2 separate regions of the Homo sapiens genome follow, and region 1 is linked to region 2. A link is an interaction called in ENCODE POLR2A ChIA-PET data of the cell type or tissue named here. Cell type or tissue: B cell. All regions are shown on one strand. Each heading gives the region's core, and the rest is flanking DNA. Links, peaks and the distances in the headings are about the cores only.

Region 1 (2,921 bases), core at 189-2,688, 72 kb after region 2:
AGGCATGTATTAATTTTTCCAAAATTAAAATTTTAAATTACAAAAATTGCATGTAGCAGAACAGAGAAGAAAATTTTTAAAGCAGGCAGGAGGATGGGCAGCCTGATAGGCTGTACCTTGCATCCTTAGTTAGGTTCTTGCTCCGTGTTGCTGCTTGAAGGCTATACAGAAAGAATCTTTGCCTCCTTACCCTATTTAGAGCCACTGCTGACTCCACCGGTTTGAAATAGTAAAGATTAATTTTCCACAATGAGATATTGGCATTGCTCCCAAATATTTCATGGAAGTGGCATGCCTTCTTTGAGGCAGTTGTCTTAGTCATTAAGAGTTCTTTCCAGCAAAATCGGGGCATCAGTGCCCCACACTGGATTGGCGGGTGGTGGGGGGGTGTCAGTGCTTTGAGTCAGACCCAGTCAGGCTTAAAACTCCTAAAGAGACAATTTCCAGATAACTTCAGCTTTATTTTTAATGCTTTTTGCCAATAATTTGATCCCATCAGAACAGCTCCCATGGTACCATAATTCATATATCCTGTTTTTATTTGTATAGGAACCTAGGAGAAAGAGAAGGAAAATTGAAAATAAATTAAGTCAAATGCAATACTTGTGCTAAAAATGTTGTCAAAAGTTGAGGCCACTTCTAGGCAAAATGTTGGAGGCAGAGTTTGCCTTTCAGTCTCTTTCTCATTTTCAAAGTTTTCCTTTCTGTCTTGCGTTGTGTCTTCAGATGCCTCCACATTCTGCCTACCACTAGAGCACCCACTCTCCTATCTGCCTAGAGCACACACATCTGTCATCATCAGGTGCTCATCCAGGGTTCACCGCCATCAGGCAAAGGACCACTTAGCTTATCTTTTTCATAAACTAATTTATGCTTAGATATGAATGACTACCCAGGCTGCCTAAGCTCTTAATAAATCAGAAACTTGCTGCAGAGATATAGAAGTTTGATGTGAAACAAGTTCATATTCAATTGGAGGTATCTCTAACAAACATTAAAGTGATTAATCTCACTAGTAATACCACCAGCACCCTCATTTTACAGAGTAAGAAACTGAGGCCCAAAAAAAGTGTTAATTGGACCATAGTTAATACTGACCTTGCCTGCGTTACATTAGGCATTGTAATCCAATACCTTGGATTACATTATTTTAAAAGTTGCAGTGTAGACCTTAAGTAACTGTTTAACAAACAACCTCTTGATTAAATAAGCATTTAAAAGTAAGTTGTTATTAAGACCTAACATTAGCTATAACTTTATTTTAGGTAGTACTTGAAGAAGTCTTTCTTCTGCAAAATATCCTTGTCTCATGTCACAGAACAACCCTGCATGTCTTGAAATGCATGTGACTTGTTAGTGCTTAAATAACAATACATGCGGTATGTATATATTCTTTACCTTAATTCCTACTTCTTTGATCTGCTTCTCTAAATATAAGTAATTCCGTAGCAAATGCATATTTTCCTCATTTTTATACTTTAGTTTTTTTTAAAAAAAAAAAAAAAACAAGAAAAAGAGGTAATTGGCAATATATCCTTTTTTTTTTTTTTTTTTTTGAGATGGAGTCTTGCTCTGTCACCCAGATTGGAGCGCAGTGGTGTGATTGATCTTGGCTCACTGCAGCCTCTGCCTCCCGGGTTCAAGCTATTCTCCTGCCTCAGCCTCCGAGGAGCTGGGATTACAGGCACACGCCACCATGCCTGGCTAATTTTTGTATTTTTAGTAGAGATGGGGTTTCGCCATGTTGGCCAGGCTGGTCTCGAACTCCTGGCCAGCCAGGCTGATCTCGCCCTCCTGGCCAGGCGCAGTGGTATAAGCCAAATAAGAATTGCTTGAACCTGGGAGGCAGAGGTTACAGTGAGCCGAGATCGCGCCATTGCACTCTAGCCTGGGTGACAGAGGAAGATTCTTGTCTAAAAAAAAAAAGTGGTATAAGCCACTGCGCCCGGCCAATATTTTCTATGTTTATAGCAAAATTGTTCAAAAACTGCATATGTACCTACAATATTTTTTCTTAAGAAATTCAAGTTTTGGGCTGGGCACAGTGGCGTATAGCTGTAATCCTAGCACTTTGGGAGGCCGAGGTGGGTGGCTCACCTGAGGCTAGGAGTTCAAGACCAGCCTGGCCAACATAGTGAAACCCCGTATCTACTAAAAATACAAAAAATAGCTGGGTGTGGTGGCTTGTGCCTGTAATCCCAGCTACTTGGGAGGCTGAAACACAAGAATCACTTGAACTCGGGAGGTGGAGGTTGCAGTGAGCCAAGATCGCGACACTGCACTACAGCCTGGGCAACAGAACAGATTCTGTCTCAAAAAAAAAAAAAAACGAAAAGAAAAGAAATTTGAATTTGTGTTTTGAGTTTGCCTTGAATTATTGTCAGGAGACAATAATTCTGTCATAAGGAGATAACTGGAAAAAATAGGAATGGGTTTTATAAAACAATCATTGACTCAATCTCTAGCTCTTCTACTCTAAAGTCAGGTAATATGTGGTGCATTAGGTTAGGACTTTTATGTTAGTCATATGATGCATGGGTAGATCTTTCTATGTTTTCTCTTTGAAAACTACTAATCTGCTACTCCTTTTGGCTATAACTCACAAACTCTTTTCTCTTCAGACTATATAAAGACTTTAGCTAGAATGCTTCACTTTTTTATTAAAGAAATTGCTGTTTCCTTCCAAGGACAAACATTTTAAAAATAAATGATATGGGTCATTCATTCGGCAAATATTGGACTGCCTGTAGTAGATTAGGCACTGTGTAGGACACTGGCAATATACTGATGACACAAGCTACCCGCTGCCCCTTAGCAAGTCATTTTTGCAAGTCACTTTTATGACATATTTATCTGAAATAGCCCATCACTTATTAAAATCACCTGTGACATCATGGCCTGGCACGGTGACTCACGCCTGT
Region 2 (2,921 bases), core at 229-2,728:
TCTGAATCTACAGGCCCTGTCACTTGCCGAGATGAATACGGTAGGAAATAGTCAACATTCTCCTTTTTAAAATTATCTCAATTTATGTGAAAATAAACTCTCAGATATTCATTCATATCTGTTTTGCCTACTGACAGCTCCACCCAAAGCCGAACTGGATGCCCGATTACACGGTGATCTGGTTACCATCAGAGCAGGTTCTGATCTTGTTCTGGATGCTGCAGTTGGTGGCAAACCTGAACCCAAAATTATCTGGACCAAAGGAGACAAGGAGCTAGATCTCTGTGAAAAAGTCTCTTTGCAGTATACTGGCAAACGAGCAACTGCTGTGATCAAGTTCTGTGACAGAAGTGACAGTGGAAAATACACTTTAACAGTGAAAAATGCCAGCGGGACCAAGGCCGTGTCTGTCATGGTCAAAGTGCTTGGTAAGCATGTCAAATGTTCTCACATTTATATAGCATTTTCCAGTGTGGGCAGAAAGAATGATCTTCATCATGGCTTGTCATTACACCTGTTTCAGATTCCCCTGGCCCATGTGGAAAGCTCACCGTCAGCAGAGTAACACAGGAGAAGTGCACTTTAGCCTGGAGCCTTCCGCAGGAAGACGGAGGAGCAGAAATCACTCACTACATCGTGGAAAGACGCGAGACTAGCAGGCTCAACTGGGTGATTGTTGAAGGCGAATGCCCAACCCTATCCTATGTCGTTACCAGGCTCATCAAGAACAATGAGTACATATTCCGAGTGAGGGCAGTAAACAAATATGGCCCTGGTGTGCCTGTTGAATCAGAGCCAATTGTAGCCAGAAACTCATTCAGTAAGTATTAACACTTTTAAATAATTTGACAGTTGAAATGTAATAGAATCAGGGGGAGAAGGGAGAAGGGCAGTCTTATCAATAGTAATTTTGTGCAATTCTCATCATCCTTATTTTCATAAACAGCTATTCCATCACCACCCGGCATACCTGAAGAAGTTGGGACTGGCAAAGAGCATATCATCATTCAGTGGACAAAACCTGAATCTGATGGTGGCAATGAAATCAGCAACTACCTAGTAGACAAACGTGAGAAGAAGAGCCTGCGCTGGACACGTGTCAACAAAGACTATGTGGTGTATGATACCAGGCTGAAGGTGACCAGCCTGATGGAGGGTTGTGATTACCAGTTCCGGGTGACCGCAGTGAATGCAGCTGGTAACAGTGAGCCCAGCGAAGCTTCCAACTTCATCTCATGCAGAGAACCATCATGTGAGCTCCAAGAATCATACATAAATACAATGCTCCTCAAAACTATATGACAGATAATTTTCCAACACACAATCTCTAAGAATTTTTAGAATTTATGAATGGTCTAGAAAAGCACATGCTTATTTGCATGATCATAAATATAGCTTAAGTCAGAGAACATTTTAACTATTACATCTGTTAAGTTAGCAATTAGAATTGCTAAAAGTTGTACAGCATTTTCCAATTAATGAAAAAATATTCTATCAATATGAAAAGAATCTATTTTATAAATTTTCCTTAGAGAAAAATGCATTGTACTGTAATAACTGAAAAGAAAAATGGCAAAACTCCTTTTAAGAAGAGGTTTAGCAGGAACATACAGTTTCTAGTGGTTTCATAAGTTACTGACAAAGTAATTGTGACAAGAGCTTCAAAAATAAGTGGCAAATCCTTTTACAGAGTCTGAGCCCAAGAACTATAAAGGAATAGTCACTGGGACTGAATTGGGGAAGCTAAGGAAACCAATTCTTGTATTCATTAGAAATGTATTGGTGGCAAGTGATACTAACCCAGTGAAAGATAAGCAACTAAAGAAAAGTCCCTAAGAATGGGTACTTTAAGTAATGAGCTTAGCTAATAGAGAACACACAGTAAAGCTGGCCAAAGAAGTAGGGAAGAAATATCTACTTTCCTAAAGCAATTTAATTCTTAAGATAATAATATTAAATTATAATGTGGCACTCTGTGCTGTCCTATAATATCAGGAGCCCAGTTAATAAAGATTATCTTGGTGAGTGTGGACAAGAGCAATAATGCCTTTGTGAGTCTTGAAAACAAAAAATACAAATCTCAACATTTCCTTATTTGCCTAATATCTGCATCTCACTTTTTAAATTCCACAGATACCCCTGGACCACCTTCTGCTCCAAGAGTTGTGGATACCACCAAACACAGCATTAGTTTGGCATGGACCAAACCCATGTACGATGGTGGTACTGACATTGTAGGATATGTTCTGGAAATGCAAGAGAAGGACACTGATCAGTGGTACCGAGTGCATACCAATGCCACAATAAGAAATACTGAATTCACTGTGCCAGACCTTAAAATGGGCCAGAAATATTCCTTCAGAGTTGCTGCCGTGAACGTGAAGGGTATGAGCGAATACAGCGAATCAATTGCTGAAATTGAGCCCGTGGAAAGAATAGGTATTTATCACAGAAGCTTTTAGGTGAATTATTTTCTTCTCACACCTGTCCATGAATTAATTAAATTTTGTCATTAACTTTCCAGAAATACCAGATCTTGAGCTTGCAGATGATCTAAAGAAGACTGTGACCATCAGGGCTGGGGCCTCCTTGCGCTTGATGGTGTCTGTATCTGGAAGACCACCTCCTGTCATAACGTGGAGCAAGCAGGGCATTGACCTTGCAAGCCGGGCAATTATTGACACCACTGAGAGCTACTCATTGCTAATAGTGGACAAAGTTAATCGGTACGATGCTGGAAAATACACAATTGAAGCTGAAAACCAATCTGGCAAGAAATCAGCAACAGTCCTTGTTAAAGTCTATGGTAAGCATTTTACTTAAAATTGGCTATACAATGAGTAGATCCTCTAAAACAATATAGCTTGACCTATGATTGATCACCTCTCTAGAAAGGAACTATGTTGATTATATTTCCCCAA

Evidence for each region. Peaks named below come from ENCODE experiments on the same cell type or tissue, not always from the same donor. Only the 100,000 strongest peaks of a DNase experiment are listed, where the experiment ranks them.
Region 1: POLR2A ChIA-PET joins it to region 2 with 15 read pairs; 2 of 35 experiments call an interaction of 5 or more read pairs at or near these places.

What each region holds. Positions count from the first base shown.
Region 1 is chr2:178,471,487-178,474,407 of GRCh38, reverse strand. The region is part of intron 2 of FKBP7 (FKBP prolyl isomerase 7); the gene reads left to right. LOC124906102 (a long non-coding RNA gene) reads right to left here. Exons shown (of 2, transcript XR_007087322.1): 1 at 2,884-2,921; 2 at 441-553. Among named protein-coding and RNA genes, the nearest start is that of FKBP7, 5.7 kb to the left of the region's middle. In B cell, for the core only: no CTCF peak of the experiment used is centred there; no DNase peak of the experiment used is centred there.
Region 2 is chr2:178,543,719-178,546,639 of GRCh38, reverse strand. TTN (titin) reads left to right here. Exons shown (of 363, transcript NM_001267550.2): 341 at 1-40; 342 at 138-428; 343 at 524-820; 344 at 947-1,252; 345 at 2,134-2,439; 346 at 2,525-2,806. All of the region lies in intron 1 of TTN-AS1 (TTN antisense RNA 1), which reads right to left. Among named protein-coding and RNA genes, the nearest start is that of TTN-AS1, 22 kb to the right of the region's middle. RefSeq lists an enhancer at 2,538-2,921. In B cell, for the core only: no CTCF peak of the experiment used is centred there; no DNase peak of the experiment used is centred there.